3 separate regions of the Homo sapiens genome follow, and all the other regions are linked to region 2. The links are chromatin contacts, found by Hi-C or POLR2A ChIA-PET in ENCODE. All regions are on one chromosome and are shown on one strand. The core of a region is the stretch at or near the end of the contact, and the rest is flanking DNA. Distances in the headings are between cores, read along the strand shown. Region 1 holds the start of C6orf62 (chromosome 6 open reading frame 62). Region 2 holds the start of PPP1R11 (protein phosphatase 1 regulatory inhibitor subunit 11). Region 3 holds the start of CCDC167 (coiled-coil domain containing 167).

Region 1 (2,784 bases), core at 129-2,628, 5.3 Mb after region 2:
TCTTTGTTTTTCCTCTTTTTCTTTTTCTCTCCCTGTTGCCGCTGTCTCCGCGTCCTTCCCCTCCGTTGCCGCCCAGGGCGCCGAGCCAGACTATGGGTCCCAGGTGGGGGCTGAGCGGCGGCAGCAGCGCGGGCGGTCCAGTCACGGTGCGCACTGCAGCGGGGATGGAGGGGCTCAGTTGGCTGGTGGTTTTCTCTTGACATGGCTCCTGCCCGTGCTACCAGCAGCGCCCCCGCCGCCGCCGCCTCTTCCGCCGCCGCCACCGCTCCGCCCGCAGGCTGCGGCTAGAGGGCCCAAACCCCGCCCTAGAGTCGGTCCGTGAGTCCCGGGCTCCGCGGGGACAGGGAGGGGATTTCCCCGTCACCCACCCCGCCCTAGCTGCCTCAATTCCACCCCCTGCCCCTCGGGAAACAACTAACGACCCCACCCTAAACAATCCAAACTCTGGAAACATGGTCTGTTCAACGTGAGAGAGAGCTAATCCGGGAACTTAATTTTTTGGGGGGAGGGTGGGTGGGCTTACTTTAGAAGTAATATTAACACAATTATTTTCTTTTTTTCCCCCACTGAACCTTCCCATTTACCCTCTCCCGCCCACTCCACCCGGGCGGGAATTGTTTCCACGATGAAATGAGTGAAAACCTGAGTGATCCTGTGTCTCCCGTGGTGCGAGTGAGTCGCTGCCGCTGAAGGCAAGGGGTGGGGGTGGGACCTGCGGGGGTGGAAGGCAGGTGGTCTCCGGGCACCGCCTGGGATTTGGGAGAAGAACCCGCCACCTTTGCCTCGGCAATGCTCACAAGAAGATAAATCGCACTCCCCACCATTTTGAACGGGGGCAGATCCACAGGGAAGTCTCCCTTGGGGAATGTAGGACTAGTTGCAGGCTGGGGGTGTTGGGAACCCGGGCATTAATCAGGTCTAACCACAGAGCCGGAATAATTAATACCGTATTATATACCCCTTTTCCTTCTGCCGTCATGATTCTCCTTGGCAGCAGCGTTAGCAGCCGCCTGAGGGTGAAAATGTGGGTGATGGGGAAGTTGGTAATGACTCCGCTGTTTTTTCTCATGGCTCCTTTGGGCCACAGCTGCCCGCCCCCGGTATACACTGTAGTTGATTGCAGGGAAACCCTGTACCTCTCCCTTTCCTTCTCTACCGATTTTGCACTTTTCTCTATGCTCACCACCAAGTGTAATCAATAACAAGCACTGACAATACATAGCAATAGTGAAATCTGAAATAACTAAGAATTAGGTACTACAGCCATGGAGCTGGCTGGGTAAAATCTAATTGGATATTTCAGTTTCATTCACCTACCCTGTTTTGGTGTTTGGTTTTGGTTTTGGTTTTGGTGAGTTTTTTTTTTTTTTTTTTTTGGAAAGCAAGGATCACACTTCCCCCTCCCTGTTCCTTAATCCCTTTTCTAAAAAGGGGGGAAAATCCGGATGGATTTTAGGGATTGGTCTGGTGTCAGCTGTGTTTTATTGCACACCTAAATCCTGATTATAGGCTTTTCATTTCTCCGCAAAGCCTTTATTTTGGCAGTTAAGCCAAATGTGTTTTCCAGAAAGTTAGTTATTTTCTCCTCTTTCTTTCCTTTCTTTCCTCCCTTTTTCCCGTCTGACCCCAAACGTTATTGTCCAAACATGACTGGACAGCAGCTTTTGTTTCTTGACCCTGTAATATGACAGTCTGCTAATATTGACAGAAGGTGCAGTTTTTGGGTTATAGTCGTGATTTTCGCTAATCAATCATATTAGCAGGAAAAAAAATGACTTGTTTCTGTTGTACTTGAGTCTTAAGAAAAAGTGCCCATAGTTTAGTGACAATTTCCAAAGGCTTTAGTACCACCTGTATTTCAAAATGGGGGACCCAAACTCCCGGAAGAAACAAGCTCTGAACAGACTACGTGCTCAGCTTAGAAAGAAAAAAGAATCTCTAGCTGACCAGTTTGACTTCAAGATGTATATTGCCTTTGTATTCAAGGAGAAGGTAATTTAAAGTTCTTAATGGTGAATTAGCACAAGTAATTTTTGTAAGTGTATATTATTTGTTACTCTTAAATTATTATGAATATTAGGTTAAAGAGTGGTTGAAAAAAAGTCTGCTTTGTATGCTCTGTTTTTTCACCCTTAGGGGTGATTCTGTGAATTGAGCAGTTGCAGCATGCGAAAAGACCCTTGAGCGTTCTTTGGTTTGGAAATAAATTTGAGTCTGAAGCTTAGTAGTAGTATACACTGAGTTGACATGGGGTGGGCAAGATTACAAAATTTTATATGGAGTTAACATGGGAAACCTTATGATGGAATTTAAAGATTATCTAATGTAGAGTATAAATAAGATGGTTGAAAGTGTGAAATTGTAATCAGACTGTTTATATGCTAAAGTTTATCCTGTTTCTTAAACTGCGTAATGTAGGTAACCTTTTCTCTTACATTTAATGAAGTAGAATACACCTTTTAGGAGCAATTAAATACTGAAATGGTTAATTTGTGTTTAGAAGTGTGATTTTCTTTTTTACTTAGAGTTCATTTTGCCTTGTATAGAAGTACAGTTTTTAAAAACTCAAAATGACCTAGAGGAAGTTTCATTTTTAGGGGCGGTGGAGGTCTTAATCAGAATTAGTTCCGCAGTTAAATAGCAAACAGTAAGTTGTGAGTAGTCAAGGATGGGATGATAAGAGCAGTATTTTTTGCAACTTAAAATGAACATTTTCTTAAATTATCAGCAAGGCTTATTTGACCAAAGATGAGGTTATGAATGTAAGGAAGTGCTACTTGGATT
Region 2 (2,723 bases), core at 80-2,579:
CAGGGAACCTCCTCTCTTTTCTTCTTTAGCTCAATCAGTACCATAGGCATAGCACCAGAGGAGCTGACAGAAGATAAAACAGAACAGGTCTTTTACCTCAGATAGTCCCTTGAGGAATAAGTATTATTTCCTGTTCTTATACCACCAGTATAAGAGAAGACACAATTCCTAACCTAGGAAAGGTCCCAGCAACTCTTCAAAGGAAAATATAATCCTTGCTGTTTCTCCGTCTTCCTCCCCAAATCATCCTTGGTAGTATTAATACATGAAAATTATTTTTCAGTCCCCAGCACCTAATCTTTGATCTCCCTTCCTTTTTCCAGATCCCCTATTCTTTTTCTCTTAAAAAAACAAACAAAACCTCTCTCATTCTCAAGCTCCAGCCCTCCCTACCTCTTATCCACCTATTCTCTGGCATCCTGGCATCTCTAGTAGCAAGTATTACTAATCTATTAATTACTAAACTTCCTTTAATCCAAGAGTATTAAGCCCAATGCAACCTTCTCCCTTTGAAGGCAACTTAACATGTTTTTGGATAAATACTTCTTGTTTCTCCATTTACATCTTTGCTCTCTGATTTCTCAAAATACCTCTTTTCATCTCCTTTTCTTGTTTCCTCATTCCTGCCACTTCCTTTTACATTCATCCATTCAATAAATATTTATTCGAATATCAATATTGATAATATTGATAAGTTGGCCTCCAACCATGCTTTCTTACACTACCTTTGATTTCCTCCCAACATCTTCCTGGCTCCTTAATCCTCAATTTCCCTTTCGTTTATTACTTACACACATAACCACCCCAAGCAGCAACACCTATATCCTAACTGTACCTCCCTATTACAAGTTCCTTGACCTGCCTCCTGCACCATCTCTGCCACTCCAAATAGCTCCAATACCTTCCGATTCTCCCAGCCCTAGATATTCAACCCCACACCTCCCATATCCCTAGGCCTAGCTCCTCCAACAACTCTTCTAATCCCTGTCCCCTCCCTCCCAGTATCTCCCAGACCCCTAAACAGCACCGCCCCCCCGCCTTTCTCACGGGCTCGGTTGTCACGGTAACCGTTGTCTCAGTGACGGTCTCGCTCAGCCCAGCCCCTGCCTCGGCCATGGCTAAGGCTCAGGACAGGGAGGAGAGGAGGAAGGGGGATGAGACACCCTTCCCTTTTTCTGTCGCTGAGGTCTAAGAGAAGCGGTATCGGATTCAGAGTGGTAGCCAGGATCCTCCACCTTCTTTATTCCCCCTCCTCCTGGGCCTCCGCTTCTCCACCCCTGGGGATAACCTGGCTAACCCCACTTCCGGCTCGCCGCTTCCGGGTGTGACGCATACTGCAGTCCCCCTTTTTCCCTTCCACGGCACCAAATGCGTCAAAGCGCAGGCGTCGCTGGATTAGTTCCGCCGTAACGTGACAGCGCGCAGGCGCTGAAAGAAAGAGAAACAAATTTGGCGGAAGGGGTGTCACTGCGGGTGTGGGTGGAGGAGGGAGAGTCTGGGGCAGCACGCGTACTCACAGCCTAGAGGAAGCAGGAGGGGCGCCCAGATGGGTATTGCCGGGCCAGACGCTGCAGAGTGGGTGTGGCGAGGGCGGAGTTGTGTGCACCAAGCTGAGTCCTGCTGCAGATTTCCGTTTGCCTTGTCTGGGTAGGTGGACCGGCGAGGAAGCTTAAGGAGCAATAGTAATGACCCTACCGTGGCCTATTTCCCTTTCCTTGTTTGGTCTGGGTTTCTCTAAAGAAAACGGGAAGTGGGAGCAGTTGGAAACACACTTAAGAGTCAAGCGATGTGGTTCTACCCCTCGCCCTGTGCCTGTAGGTGTTTGAGCAGTTCAGTTTAGTGCACGTTCAACGTCAGTTTTTTTCAGTCACTGTGCTACGCCTTGAAGATGGAGGCGCGTAAGACGCTCAGACCCTGCCTTTTAGCTCTAGTAGGAAAGACAGGCATGCTGAAAACTAACAAAAATATGAAACACTGGGGCATTAACAAATGCCATGTCTGATTTGTAAATCTGAATGTAGTTACATACTGCCAACATATTCGTTCTCTCTGGGGTGATGAGTAGGATGAAGCAGAGAAATGGTCGTAAATTACAGTATAGGCTATTTTATAAAAATATATGCACGTTTCTTAGAGAGCAAAAGAAAGTGGTAAAACAAGAACCAGGAAGGCCGACAAGTAGGTTTTTTTAGAAGAGCAGCTTAAAAAGTTGTAGATGTGTGCACTACAGGAAATGGAGTTTTGTACCGCTTGGATCTGAGGGAGTGCCAGATGAAGCTTGACAGGTAGGCAGTGGTTATATGGAAGAACCTGTATGCTTTGCTAAGAAATTAAGCTTAATCCAATCACTGTTATGGGCCAGAGAAAGGCTTAAAGTAGGGTAGAAACATGAACAGGTTTGTTTCAGATTTCAGGAGTGGGTCAGGAAAGTCAACTGCCAGAACAGTTCAAACGTACAGTGGGGAAGACTGCCCTGCCCATTCTCCAGGTTGCTGTGGGGGTCAAACAAGATAGCTATGTTTGAGAGCTCTGAATATATATAAAGGGCCACACAATTATATGATAATTATTACAGTAACCCCTTGATCACTATTTGAGCCAAGGAATGCGGGACCTGAGTATGCATTTGTTCCCCTTGAAAGTTTTTAGTTCAAACAGAAAAAAGCAAGATATAGTTCAGCATGTCTAGTCCATTAAAAAAACCAAACACATATATAGCAACA
Region 3 (2,700 bases), core at 20-2,519, 7.4 Mb before region 2:
TGTAAATGCACCAGTCAGTGCTCTGTAAAAACGCACCAATCAGCGCTCTGTGTCTAGCTAAAGGATTGTAAATGCACCAATCTGCACTCTGTAAAAATGCACCAATCAGCACTCTGTGTCTAGCTAAAGGACTGTAAATGCACCAATCAGCACTCTGTAAAATGGACCAGTCAGTGCTCTGTAACAGGGGACAAATAAGGGAATAAAAGCTGGCCATCCCCCAGTCAACAGTGGCAACCCACTCAGGTCCCCTTCCATGATGTGGGAGCTTTGTTCTTTTGCTCTTCACAATAAATCCTGCTGCTGCTCACTCTCTGGGTCCGTGCTACCTTTAAGAGCTGTAACACTCACCGTGAAGTCAGTGAGACCAAGAACCCACCTGAAGGAACCAACTCCAGACACAGGATTACAGGCCTGAGCCACCGTGCCCGACTTTGTTTTTTTTTAATTAAATAGGCAAGAATACAAAATAACAGAGTGCATTACAGGAGGTAAAGGTACTTACTGTGAAACTTTGGTTTTGGTTTCATGGGTAACTGGGCCATGGTATAAAATACATTTTTTTATCGTAGGGTCACAGTCAAAACATTTCAAAGGCCGTGGGTCTATGGTGTACAGTATAGTACGATTACAACAATGTAAAATACTGTGTGTGAGGCCAAGCCTGGGAGGAATAAACAGAAGCAAAGAGGAACTGATAAAGTTGGTAGAATAAAGGATGCTGCTTCTCAGTTATATGTTTTCTGTGATGTTTGTAGGTTGTTCTTACAATAAAACAAACCAAAAAAAAAAAAAAAAAGAAGTCAAGACACAAAGGAGAAATAACAATAGAGGGCCATTATCAGATTCCATTGGCCGAGAAGCTCAAGGCTCCAGCACCGGCCTTGAAGGATGGACAGACTTTGAATGGGGGGCGTGGCCTAAACAGGGACGGGGTTGTTGCTGAAACACAAAACACACTGAAAGAGAACATGGGGTTAAAAAAGGCTCTCAGTGATGCAAAGCGGCTTAAAACTGGGGAAGAAAGGGGCAGGTCTACTCCCGGGCTGTACATTCTGCCTCCCTGTACCGACTTTTCCACCCTCCACCCATCTAGGCTGAGGTCTCAAGCTAGAGGTTGCCCCTCATAAACATGTCCGCACCAAGCCGGCCGCGCCCCTCAACAAGATGGCGACGGCAGCAGCCCCACCTCCCGCTGACTCGGTGGCCAATGAGGGAGAAGCACGAAGACTTGAGCATGCGCACATAGCGACTTGGTGGGCGCGTCCAGTGATGACTGGGGGATCCCGGCAAGTAACATGACTAAAAAGAAGCGGGAGAATCTGGGCGTCGCTCTAGAGGTGAGGGGAAAAGTGGGGGTTGGGCCACCTCGTTAGTTGCCTTCTCCTGGCCGCGGGATAAGGGATAGGCTGGGCTATAGATAGGAGGAGGAGCCAAGCGTAGGATGAGAGGGCGACGCGGTTTGGGGAGAGGGACGGGAGGGGTGAGAAGGCCCACGGGGTTCCCGGAGGACAGGGAGCCCGAGGAGGTGCCGGATGGGCGAACCAGACTCTCTGGAGAGGGCATCTCCAGAGAGGAAGAGACATGGAAGTGAAGGGGAGCCCCAAAGACGGCCTGGCATAGAAGTGAGGGAACTCAAAGCGGGGGACACAGAACAAAAGGGATGGGTACAGAGGTGAGGGAGACCCCAGAGAAATAGGGACCTGTAGAATCTAAGGAGAACTCCCAAAGGGCTAGGACTCAAAGATGAGGGAGCCCATTCTGGTGTATATTATTAATGGTTTAAATATCCTCTAAAAGGGGAAATTTTTCCTCCGGAGTATGGAAGCTTGTACCTTCAAAATTACTTTGGGAATATGTAAAGAGAATTCTGGAATTGGTGATGTCACTGAATGGCTTAAAAATAATTTGCTGCATATAGAAGGGAAAGAAAACATACATACTGAGCAACCGCTATGTGCTACTTTCATTGCATTGTTAATCCTCACTGCAAGCCTGTGAGGTTTGTACAGATGAGGAAATTGAGGTTCCAGGTGGAACCCAGGCTGAGATGGTGGAAGTGGTGGAGCCTGGGAATCAAGCACAGGTGGTCTTCCTGGAAATTCATCTTGCTTCCCCTGTTTTCCTTCCCTTAGGGCATCCTCCCGGAGGTTGCAGGAGAGGTACAGGGTCATAGTCTTCTTCAGGCTTACTAGTGAGTTCAGTGATTCTCAAACTTTAGCATGCATAGAGTCACAGGGCTTGTTAAAAATGGAGAGTTGAACTCTTCCCACACCCCGAGTAATTCAGTAGGACTTTGATGTGCATTCTTAACAAGGAATCTGCTTTTTTTTTTTTAAGACAGAGTCTCGCTCTGTTGTCCAGGCTGAAGTGCAGTGGCGTGATCTCGGCTCACTGTAAACTCTGCCTTCTGGGTTCAAGCGATTCTCGTGCCTCAGCCTCCCGAGTAGCTGGGATTACAGGCACGTGCCACCATGCCTGGCTAATTTTTGTATTTTTGTAGAGACGGGGTTTCACCGTGTTGGCCAGGCTGGTCTTGAACTCTTGACCTCAAGTGATCTGCCCGCCCGCCTTAGCCTCCCAAAGTGCTGGGATTACAGGCATGAGCCACCACAGCCGGCCAGAATCTGCATTTTTTTTTTTTTTACAAGCCACACACACCCCATGGTGATGTGGGTAGTTTTAGTGGCATCCCTTGAG

The links. Hi-C counts contacts between places; a loop is a spot of excess contacts on that map. ChIA-PET counts read pairs that join two places held with the same protein, here RNA polymerase II (POLR2A). Pooled maps may share reads with other maps.
Region 1: a map of dorsolateral prefrontal cortex shows a loop between it and region 2 (30-fold over the local background). The contact joins the promoter of C6orf62 here to the promoter of PPP1R11 in region 2. A Hi-C loop is called at or near these places in 1 of 168 maps with a recorded cell type or tissue (dorsolateral prefrontal cortex) and 9 of 50 pooled maps. POLR2A ChIA-PET finds 5 or more read pairs at or near these places in 1 of 52 experiments (A673).
Region 3: a pooled map shows a loop between it and region 2 (3-fold over the local background). The contact joins the promoter of CCDC167 here to the promoter of PPP1R11 in region 2. A Hi-C loop is called at or near these places in 1 of 50 pooled maps. POLR2A ChIA-PET finds 5 or more read pairs at or near these places in 2 of 52 experiments (OCI-LY7 and activated CD4-positive, alpha-beta T cell).

Annotation. Positions count from the first base shown.
Region 1 is chr6:24,717,748-24,720,531 of GRCh38, reverse strand. C6orf62 (chromosome 6 open reading frame 62) reads left to right here and starts at 1,378. Exons shown (of 5, transcript NM_030939.5): 1 at 1,378-1,992. The coding sequence starts at 1,864. RefSeq lists a silencer at 165-334 and an enhancer at 1-697.
Region 2 is chr6:30,065,804-30,068,526 of GRCh38, reverse strand. It overlaps PPP1R11 (protein phosphatase 1 regulatory inhibitor subunit 11), which reads right to left and starts at 1,329. Exons shown (of 3, transcript NM_021959.3): 1 at 1,048-1,329. The coding sequence starts at 1,116.
Region 3 is chr6:37,498,462-37,501,161 of GRCh38, reverse strand. It overlaps CCDC167 (coiled-coil domain containing 167), which reads left to right and starts at 1,269. Exons shown (of 4, transcript NM_138493.3): 1 at 1,269-1,340. The coding sequence starts at 1,299. RefSeq lists an enhancer at 1,077-1,276.